2 separate regions of the Homo sapiens genome follow, and region 1 is linked to region 2. Evidence: read pairs that join two places in POLR2A ChIA-PET (ENCODE). Cell type or tissue: CD4-positive, alpha-beta T cell. All regions are shown on one strand. Each heading gives the region's core, and the rest is flanking DNA. Links, peaks and the distances in the headings are about the cores only.

The links. ChIA-PET counts read pairs that join two places held together with the same protein. Peaks named below come from ENCODE experiments on the same cell type or tissue, not always from the same donor. Only the 100,000 strongest peaks of a DNase experiment are listed, where the experiment ranks them.
Region 1: POLR2A ChIA-PET joins it to region 2 with 19 read pairs; 10 of 35 experiments call an interaction of 5 or more read pairs at or near these places.

The regions. Positions count from the first base shown.
Region 1 is chr1:198,554,091-198,559,483 of GRCh38, reverse strand. No RefSeq gene overlaps it. Among named protein-coding and RNA genes, the nearest start is that of ATP6V1G3, 16 kb to the right of the region's middle. In CD4-positive, alpha-beta T cell, for the core only: no CTCF peak of the experiment used is centred there; a DNase peak (open chromatin) is centred at 2,343; H3K4me3 peaks cover 747 bases; H3K27ac peaks cover 803 bases.
Region 2 is chr1:198,618,680-198,624,072 of GRCh38, reverse strand. No RefSeq gene overlaps it. Among named protein-coding and RNA genes, the nearest start is that of PTPRC, 18 kb to the left of the region's middle. In CD4-positive, alpha-beta T cell, for the core only: no CTCF peak of the experiment used is centred there; DNase peaks (open chromatin) are centred at 2,402, 2,982, 4,141 and 4,522; H3K4me3 peaks cover 2,814 bases; H3K27ac peaks cover 4,941 bases.

The DNA.
Region 1 (5,393 bases), core at 260-5,259, 65 kb after region 2:
ATGCATTGGTATTTCTCATATTGCATTTTTTATCCCTCTATTATGACTCAGAACTCTGTAAGGTTGAGCAGGTGTATCTAGGAATCAAGTAACATGAAACTTTGTCTTCCCTAGTTATGTTTTTTTCATTCCAGATATATAAGCTTTTATTAATTTTTTTCTCTCTTGGGGACATTATATCTTCCAAATATTTGCAATAAATTTTATAGTTATCCACATGAGGTTCATTAGTTGTTCAGATGAGGGAAGAGTGAAGTCTGGCTATATATCTAGGAGAGTCAAGAAGAGTTTCTTTACATCTATGTTGTAAAATGTCTCAAAAACATGTCCAGATATCATACATCTCTGATAACCCTTTGAGCCAGGATATTGATCAACAATTTTGCATTGGAAGTATATGCCATTTAACTGAGTTGGTGTTTCTCATTATACTCACTGACATACAAATAGCAACATTATCAAGTCCTGCCTTTAATCCACAATGGGGAAAGACTGTGTGGTAAAGCATGTTATTTCCCAGATTGGGTTTATACAGATGTCTGGAGACATTTAACGTATGCAAGAAGTTCTGGGAAGTCATGGGATGAATAGGAGGCATCCTTTGGAGTGGCATCTTTTCTTGAAGGAGGAAAAGAGTCAAAAAATTTAATTTAATTTGTAAGTTATAAAACAGATAATATTGCAGCAAACATGTAACAGGATAATAGTACACTAATTTGTACCAAGTTAAAGATAATAGTGAGATAAATGAATTTTGGACACTTAATATAAATGTCATGCTTCAGCAGAATGTATTCAGCTACAGCAATACATAGCATCCAGGCTAGACAGTTTTTTCTGTTTTTAGGACTACTTTGATACAGAAGTATGAGACGTGTGGTAGAGTGAAAGTAACACCAAGCTTGATCTTTCCCCCTTGCTAGTGTTGTGAACTTGAAGTCCTGTTAAAAATGTGTGTGTGTATATATATATACACACACATATATATACACGCATATATACACACATATATATGCACATATATACACATATATATGCACATATATATACACACTTATATATACACACATATACACAAATATATACACACATATATATACACACATATATACACATATATATACACACATATATATATACACACACATATATAATATCCAAAATACTGTCATCAAATCAATATCGCGGGTTTTTTGAAAGAATCAAATATGATAATGTGGCTGAAATTCCTTTGCCACCTGAAGAAGAAGAAAAAAGTGGATTTTTTCCATTTATTATTTTATTTAGCAGACATTTATTGAGCACTGACTCTGTGACAAGACTTCACTAAGTATGACTCTTCTCTTCAAGGAGTCTACGTGCTGAAATAAAGGAGACTGCAGTGATTCGATCACTTCAATAGAGTGCACTGAGGCCACTGATAGGTGTTTGTGCTGAGTTGAGTGATAACATTTGAGGAAAAACCTGAATGTAGAGGAATAAGCCTCAGAAGACAGCTCAAGAAAGAGAAGTCTGGGCAGAGGGAACACTAAGAGGCCTGGAGGTAGAAGCACACTTCATTTCTTATGGGGACATTATGTTTGAGGAATAGCATTTTGAGGAGTCAGCACAGTTGCATGGTTTTCTCCAGCAATGTGGTTAACATGGAAAAGAAAGGTAGTTAGATTTTATGAAGGTTGAGGTTTATCAGGGTGATTACAAAAAGGGCTTTGAATGTATAAAGCAAAGAAGGGATTTTTATGGAAGAATCATGGACTCTAAAGAAAGACATGGAGGAAGTCACTGGGACAGAACATGGGTTGAAGGCAATGGACAGGGAGTAACATGAAGGTGGAGAATTGCCCGAGTGAGACACTAAAGTACAAAGAATATTTGAGGGTTTGGCACAGAAAGAAAACAGAGATAAAAGTCCAGGGAAAAGAACACGATATAAAGCAATAGGTGGAGTAATAGCCCAGTTTTGTAAATCTCAGTAATACTTGGAAGGATACACAACAAAATGTTAATAGTCGTTATTGCAGGATGACAGAATTATGAGCCAGTTTTATTTTATTTTCCCTGTCTTCTATATTTTCCAAATTTTCTTCATTCAATATATATTGCTTTTGTAATTGAGAGAAAATTAAAAACAGATGTGGTATCCCAGAAATACGAGAGTAAAACCAAACAGGTAATTAAAGACAATCATTCCCAGACCTGAAGAAATGGAGAGCGATATTCAGCACCACGGAAGCATCACAAACTGATTCCAAGATAGACCAAACTGCCACATCTACTGCACTTCCTTCATGTCTGCACCCTCCCCCCAGCCTCCCTTCCCTCTCCCGGAAACACACAACAAAACTCACACATACAGTGAGAAACTCACACACTAGCACACACACATTCTCACTTCTGCACTTCCTTTTTCTTAAGCTGACAGGAAGCCCTAAATACCATTAACATAGGCAACCACACCCCTTGCATCTCTGAACATTTCTGCATGACTCTGGACAGTTTTGACTGTGCCCTTTGTTTTCACATGGTCGGCTTTGGAACAGGTAAATGTATTGGGAAGGCCAATTTAAGCCAGAAAAAGTTCCTCTTGAATAATTCCAGTTTCCCTCTCCTGCCTCCATCTTCCCATCCCATCTTCACTTCCAATAAAACACATTAATAAACATAAGTTTATTTTCCATCCAGCTCTGGGGGTGTGATTTGACAAAGGGACAACTGATGATCCCCTAACCAAATTTTAGTAATGTTTCTCTGAGTAATTTACCAATGCCACTATCCAAGCTATTGGGGTTCTCTCCCAAAGACCATTGTCTTGAATCCACAGGCATTTTTGCTTATACTCCTCTAGCAATTTCTGCTATCTACAATTCCAGTTCCTTGTCCACCACAGCACAGCACATGAGATTGGCTAATTTTAAAACATCTAATTTAAATTCAGGAACAGGTACAACCAGTGTATAGATTGCTCAATCTTTTTATGAACTATTTTTTAAATCGTTTTTTTCCTTCTACTAATCCTAGCTCTTTGAGTCTTACTCCATTTTGGATGGTTTATCCTGCCTCATCCAAAGACAAAGATTTTTTCTTTAGTTATGTTGGTCCTTGGAAAGGCAAATTTGTTTTGTTTAAGCTGCAGATCTCCAATTTCAGTTTCATTTTAGCTTCAATTGGATGAGTTTCCCTAGATTTGGTACTCAAGGTTCTCTGACTTAACTTTGAATTTGCTTTCCTAAATCATTTAGCTTCAATTCTGTGGTTCCCTGCATCATTTAATCTGTAAAATGTAGTCCACATACAAAACATACTCATGATCTTGAAGGAAACTAAGATAGTGTATACAGGGAGATATATATATCTATTTTATATATATAGTATATACATATATAACATGTATACATATATAATATATAACATATATTATATATGTATACACACATTGTATATATAAAACATGTGTTATTTATACATTATATATAAAACATCATATATATGCTTGGAATATATATATCTATATCTTGGAATATCTATATCTTGGAATATATATATATTGGAATATATATATATATCTTGGCATATATATATATATCTTGGAATATATATATATCTTGGAATATATGTGTGTGTGTATATATATATATATATATATATGCTGAGAAGGTGTTAGCAGGGAAAGGAATGAACCTAACTCTGGGTCAGACAGACCTGCAATCAAATTCCTTCAGTGTCACTTTTTAAAAGGCTGTATGACCTTCAGAAAATTACCTAACTTATTTGAATGTTAATTCTTTAACCAAAAAAATGGAATTATAATCGCCTAATACAGTTGTTTTGAAGTGCTAAGGAAACAGTGAGCACATAGTTCCCAGAACAGTGACTGGCAGTGACACGTGGTCATTTACTTCTTTCCCTCTGTGCCTTCCATTTGGGAGTGACTATCTTTTCATCTGTCAGATGTCAGCCATAATATTAGCACATCTGCAGCCTAAGTTCAAATGAACAAACCTGTCTCTCAAATTGTTTAGAGAGAAATATGTACTCACTGCCTAATAATTCCGATGATTTTCTATGCATGGTCTAGCATTCCAATTGCACTAGCATTTATTAGGCCTAACTTGGGGGGCGGATTCAGATATCCAACTGGTCTTACAATCAACCAGATTTTCTTGAATAAGAAAGAAATTCCGGCTGGGGGCAGTGGCTCACACCTGTAATCCCAGCACTTTGGGAGGACGAGGTGAGCGGATCACCTGAGGTCAGGAGTTCGAGACCAGCCTGGCCAACAAGGTGAAACCCTGTCTCTAGTAAAAATACAAAAATTAACTAGGCATGGTGGTGGGCAGCTGTAATCCCAGCAACTTGGGAGGCTGAGGCAGGAGAATTGCTTGAACCCGGGAGGTGGAGGTTGCAGTGAGCCAAGATCACACTACTGCACTTGAGCCTGGGTAACAACAGCGAAACTTCCTCAAGAAAAAAAGAAGGAAGGAAGGAAGGAAGGAAGGAAGGAAGGAAGGAAGGAAGGAAGGGAGGGAGGGAGGGAAGGAGGAAAGGAAGGAGGAAAGAAAAGAGGAAAGAAAGGAGGAAGGGAGGGAGGAAAGAAAGAAGCTTCTTCAGGTTCCTTTCAATCAAAGAACAGTCAAGACTCAGGATATCTCTCACCCTAGAGCTGAATCTCATAAAAGAAAGAAAGAGAGAAAGGAAGAGAACAGAACAGAAGAGAATCCCCAGGAGGAAAGGGGAAAAAATCCCTTTTGTTGATGTTCAACCTCTGGCAATCTCGAATCCTGTATTACACATCGAATGAAATCATTAATCCATAGAGACACAAAGCTCCCTAGCAAATAATATTATTTCTGCTATTCAACTTAGACTTCATTAGTCTTTCAAAGTTACCAAACTTAAACTTTCTAATTGAGCTAGAAAATCAGAATCTGCCTTTGATCACATTTTTTAATGCAACCTCTCTCTTTTCTGCCTGTGACCATTTCTTCTTACAGCTCTTCTTTCCTTGAAATTGAGAAAGAAAAATCTCTGCAAGAAGAAAATATTCAGAGATAGCCCTCCAGATAGACTCATATGAATAAGAAATCCAGGAAAGATATGAAAAGAAATAAAGAATAGGACCATCTTGCCTTTAGGCCTGCTACTTTTTCTAACATGTTAGTTTAGAGGACTTGTTGGGTTTTTTTAGGTTCTTAGCTTTTTAACTTGGGCTTATTGAATTTTCCAGATTGAGTGATGAAGGTTATCATGTGTTTCAGTTTGCTTCCTTGTCCCTGCTGGGATCACAGTTGAAAAAAAAATTAAAAAGAAATTAAGGTCCATTCTGGTAACAGACCCAGAATTTACAAAGGAACTAAGGGTTGTGAAAGCAAAACCACTGATACATATACCACAGT
Region 2 (5,393 bases), core at 101-5,100:
GAACAAGATGAGTCATCTGCACTGGGTACTATCTAAATTCTTAGCCCCAAGAATCATCAGATATAATAATAATAAATTATTTTAAGCCCTAATTTTGGGAGTCGTTTATTGAGCAACAGTAGATAACTGAAACAACTCTTAAAGCAAACACAACAATGAAAAGCTACATTTAGTTTTAACTCTGTGACCACATCACTAGTATTACCTCTCAGCCTTTATAAATATACATGTAATATATAAAATAATTTTGGTTAGTAATTGATTTTCTTGGTGTCATTGATACATGCCATTATCAAAATCAGCAAAGTTTTGTTACAAATCATATTGAAAGGTGTAAGTCATAGTAAAACCAAATAGGAGATGAATTTTCTGAGTTTGCCATTAGAAATTAGGTAATAAATGAAGCTCTCAATGTCTCAAATCTAGATTTAAAGGAATAAAGAGTAATCTACTCTATAACTGACCTATTCATTTGTGCCATTTCAACTGCAATTCCTCTCTCTTCTGGTAACCCTTTGAATACATCCTCCTCTGCCACTCTCATTCCCTGTAATTCCAGAAAAGTTGTTTATAGAGGTGGGGCACAGGTCTAAGCCCATAAGGATACAGCATTTACCTGACCAGAAAAATTGGTTCTACAATGGACATATACCCCAATTGTAGTCATTGTAGTCTGGGCAATTTTAAGTGGCATTTTGCAGAAAGAGATTCTCACTTCTGTTTTTTGTTGTTGGGTGTGTGTGTGTGTGTGTGTGTGTGTGTGTGTGTGTGTGTACATGTGTGTTTGCTGGACTGAAAATTGGAAAGGCTGGGGTTTGAGTCTTCCCTTGCTACCATAGAAAGTCTAAGTCTAAAGCCAAAGCAGCTTAAATTCAACCATGGGAATGGGAACTAAGGGATGTAGAGAAATATGATATTGTTTGCATACTCAATCTAGTATGTCTAATCTAGTTATATCCCTAAACGTTTTCTCTTAGCCAATAAATTACATCTTTGCCTAAGTTAGATTAAGTCAAATTTTGTGACAGAAAGTGCAAAGTCCCCACATGGGAAAAGAGTTTCTTCCACTGAAATATTCATTTACTTATTCTTTAACAAATATTTTTAGACTTATATCTAGTATATTCAAGGCACTGGCAATAGGACCCAAGAACACAAAAATAAGTAAGAACAAAGTGCACATTCTACAAGCAGAAGCTCAGTACCAAGTAGTGAAACAGACTTATAAAAAATAATGAAAATGGAGTGTGATTAAATTGTCATGGCATTGAGACCTAAAGGAGGAAGTGATCAACTATGCTTGAGTGGGCAGTAGAAGGTGCACAGGGGACACCTGTGAGCTGAGTGGGGGAAGACAACAATTAACTTCCAAATAGGGGGTTAGCAGGTAGGAATGCAGGGAGGTTTCCAAAAGAAACATCTCATTTGAACAACTGTAAGTACTTTCTTTAGCAGGCACATAATATGCAGAAGAAGAATTTGGAGAGACGAGCTATACTCAGGCACTGAAAGATCTTGAATGGGATCCTCAAAGATTTGGATTTCAATCTGTGAGCAATCAAGGATCATAAGGCATTGTAAGCAGGAGAGGCATAGGGGAAAATTTATTTTTAATAAAAATCATTCAGTCAGTAGCACAGGATGGGCTTGACTGAGAGGACAATAATCATGACACCACGATGAGGATAAGAACCAAGGAAAAAGACATGAAGCTGTAGTAGGAGCCAGAGGTGAAAGCTATTAAAAATGCCTCATCAATATGTTTGGGACTGTCAGCAGGAGGGGAGCAGTGAAAAACTCCCAGATTATCCCCAAGCATTTAGAGTAGTCAAACTGGTAAGATACAGCTGATGTGGATAAATGTAGTTATTTCTCCATTCTTGCTTAAGTCTGATTTCTCCTGTTTTGCATCTTAAAATGCTTCCTTTTTCTTCCTCTCTGCTACCAATTCATCTCTATTCTCCCTCAACAAAGAATGTACAGCTTGGTAACAATCTAATTTGTTTTTTTCTTTCATCTTCTTTATGTCATGACTCTTTCAGCAAACTTTTAATTGATATACTTTTTCTCTCTCTCCCCCTCCCTCCCTCTTCTCTCTCTCTTTCTTTTCTTTATTTTGTCCATGCACTCACAATGTGTCTCCTGACTTAAAATTCCAGGAGGGGTGGGATGTGGAGTAGAGATGTGGTGGAGATTGCTCAGACTTAAAGCCTGAGCATTTTTCAGGCTGGGTCCTCTACAACATTTTGTCCATGTGGTATCTCACCAGCACATAGTGTAGAAAGTGTCACCTTGGCCTACAAGATGTAAAACAGCTAATGGAGGGCTCAAATGTAGCTCTCCACAAACTTCTCTCTTACTTTTGATGTGGGCGGAAATGAGCTCTGCCTAAAATGCTCCATTGGTTTCGCCCCTCCTAGCTGGGTGGTGCAACTGCAAAGAATGTGCTGTGAACCTTGTGAGCGAACATTTGAGCGCCACAGATCCATGACCTGTGGCAATAACTTAGGAAACTATAAAACCAGAAGCATAGTGACGCTAACAATAGGAACTTGGCCTTTCCTTCGTCTTACTATGGAATGCCTTCCTGGCCCACAACTCAAAGGTGCCCTTAGAGTAGCATCTTCAGGAGTGCTGATGCACTTCCTTTGTGATGAACTAAACAGCCTCTACTGTGCTGCAGAGCAAGAGTGAGACAGGAACATGTGCTCACAGGAAGTCAGTGGTTCCCTTTTTAACAATACCTGCTCCCAGTTCAGCCTTTTATAACTGCCTTTCAGAGCTTTTATGTGTTGGACAGAGAAGCTGGGCTCTACTCTACTGTCCCTCCCCTCCTGTGGGACTCCTTTCCAGTGGCTGGGTAGAGGGGAGTTTGCTGGGGCAGGAAGCAGCAGAGGGAGTTCCACAGCAAAGGATGAGACTCAGCGCAAGCTCACAGCTGTGTGAGCCAAGTTCAGTGCCTAGCTTAGATTCCACCTGTGGTTGTGGTAGGGGAGGCCAGCGGAAGTGTAATTCCTTCCGCATGACAGCCGATCAAGGTTCATATGTATGTGACATGCATATTAGGGCCAGCAGTTCCTCCTAAACAGGAGAGGTCCTCCCCTCCATGACACACACACATCCTGCCCTTAGCTAATATTTACATGCTAACTCTGGACAATTCTTCATTTAAATAAAAAATGAATAATTTGAGGACACCTGAAATGGGTTGAAAATGTCTGTTATGCTTAGAGATAAATGAGTGATGACACCATGCGGTTGATTATCTCCACAATGGTAAAGAAATAATTTAAGAGAGAAAAACAAGGTGAATAGGACCAGATCAATGACAAAACTGACCTTATCTTCTTAAGTATATTATGAAGGAAAGTACATATTTTCATCTTGGCCACCTGAAGTGAGCTCTGAAGGAACTCCATTCTTTAGATCTATACTTGTGATCCCACTGATCCCAATGAACAAAATTCCTTGAGGCCTGCTCTTTCATTTGTTTCTCTGGAGCACAAGAACCAGGTCCATGTTTACTGTGTTGGAAGACAGTGATCCTCGGCCTGATAGTCTGTGCTGATATATTTAAAAGAATGTAAGTAAATCTACACTTTTCAAATAGAAGAGGAAGTATTCACGCAAATGTGTAGTGCCTCCCTGTAGACGGATATGATCAGCTATTTTAGCTGCAAGTTTACAATTGTTGACATACTATAAAGACCATACTCTCAAGAAAGCATCAGAAAAATTCACTAGTAGTGATATAGTGAATGGTAGAACTAAAAATCAAAGATCTAGGATCTAGTCTTTTTACTGCTATTAATTAGCTGAGTGGTGTTCTACAAATTGCTTGACTTTCTAATCAAGTTAGCAAGTCTCAGTTTTGTAATTGCCAAAACAAATGATTTAAACTTCAGAATCTCTAAGGTTCATATATGCCAATATTTAAATATGGAAAACATTATCTTAGTGTAAGGGCCCATTTCCCCTGAATGAAGGCATATAATGCACAAAGACAATAACAGCACAGCCAGGTTCTGGAGCTGTTTACCAGCCAAGGTGAATCCATCAACTTCCTTTGACACTGTAAGGTGTCTTCTTCTATATCAGTACCCGAAAAAACTCAAGGATCCCTCCTCCGTGGTCATTTGCATCAGTTACATAAGTAGCCTGGTTGAAATCAGCACATTAAGGTATGACTTCCGTCTCCATTTGAAATTGTTTCTCCTCCTAGCAGCTTATGAGGTTTTCCATCCCTCTCTGTTTCTGGTACTCCTGTATCTTTCCTTCTCTCTGCAGCCAGTTTTTGCCTCTCTGCATAATATCTCAGATCTAGCTTCTGTAACTGGTAAGAGGATTACAATTAAACATGCAACCGAAATCTAGAAGTGTTTTGGTACAAGGTATCAGAGCACTGCTGCAGGTAGCTTCTGCAACAACAGGATATGGTGTAGATAATTCTGTCAAAAGATGTATGGTCCTTAATGTAGACATTAATGTCCTCAACAGTGCACCTCAGCTACCTTGCTGTGCATATCAGATTTCAGCAGCAGGGGCAAGTGGGAGTAGTATTGGCACCTTCAGCAAGTTTTGGAATGAGAGATGCCATCAGAGCTGTAAAAAAGAAAGACCAAGGATGGTGAGGGGTGGCATGAGGATGAGTCAAAGGTAGCATACGTGAAACTATCTCCTCCCACCTCATAGGTGATACTCAAAACTACTTGAGAGAAATGTGAAGAAGGCTGGAGTTCACAAATGGCAGAAGGGATATTGTGAACCTATTCTTATCTATTGAGAATGGAATAGGAAACATATTTGGCACATATTTTAATAAGACACTTTTTAAACTCCAACTGTCTGCAAATCATTTATGGCCAATCTAAATCATTTATAGTTAGCATCTATATTTTCCACAATTTCCAGAATCTTAACACTAATACAATGTTCCATGTTGTGGTATATGCTATTGGAATAACATGTCAAATACACTGAAACTCGAAAGTGTAAAATATAGGGTATTATTAATCAACTGATCCACATTTATTTAACCCACAAATTTGCATTAAACGTTTACCCTTTATTAGTTCAATGTGATGTTATTATAGTGACGGTATAATAATGATCCAGTAAAAATGTACATCAAAATTAAGAATAATTAAGATAAATTTGGAGAGAGCATGATTCCAAACAACAATAGAAAAATGATGATACCATATTAATAACCCTTATTTATTGGTTGCTGTTTTCATAAAACTCCTACATACATTACTTTATTTAAATGTGAGAATCAATACTAAGTAGTGTGTTATCTCCATTATAGAGCAGGTAGAGGGATTTCAAAACAATGATTGCAAACTTATGGCTGTTTTTTTTTTCTTTTTGACTCACATTATTGCTGTGGCTCT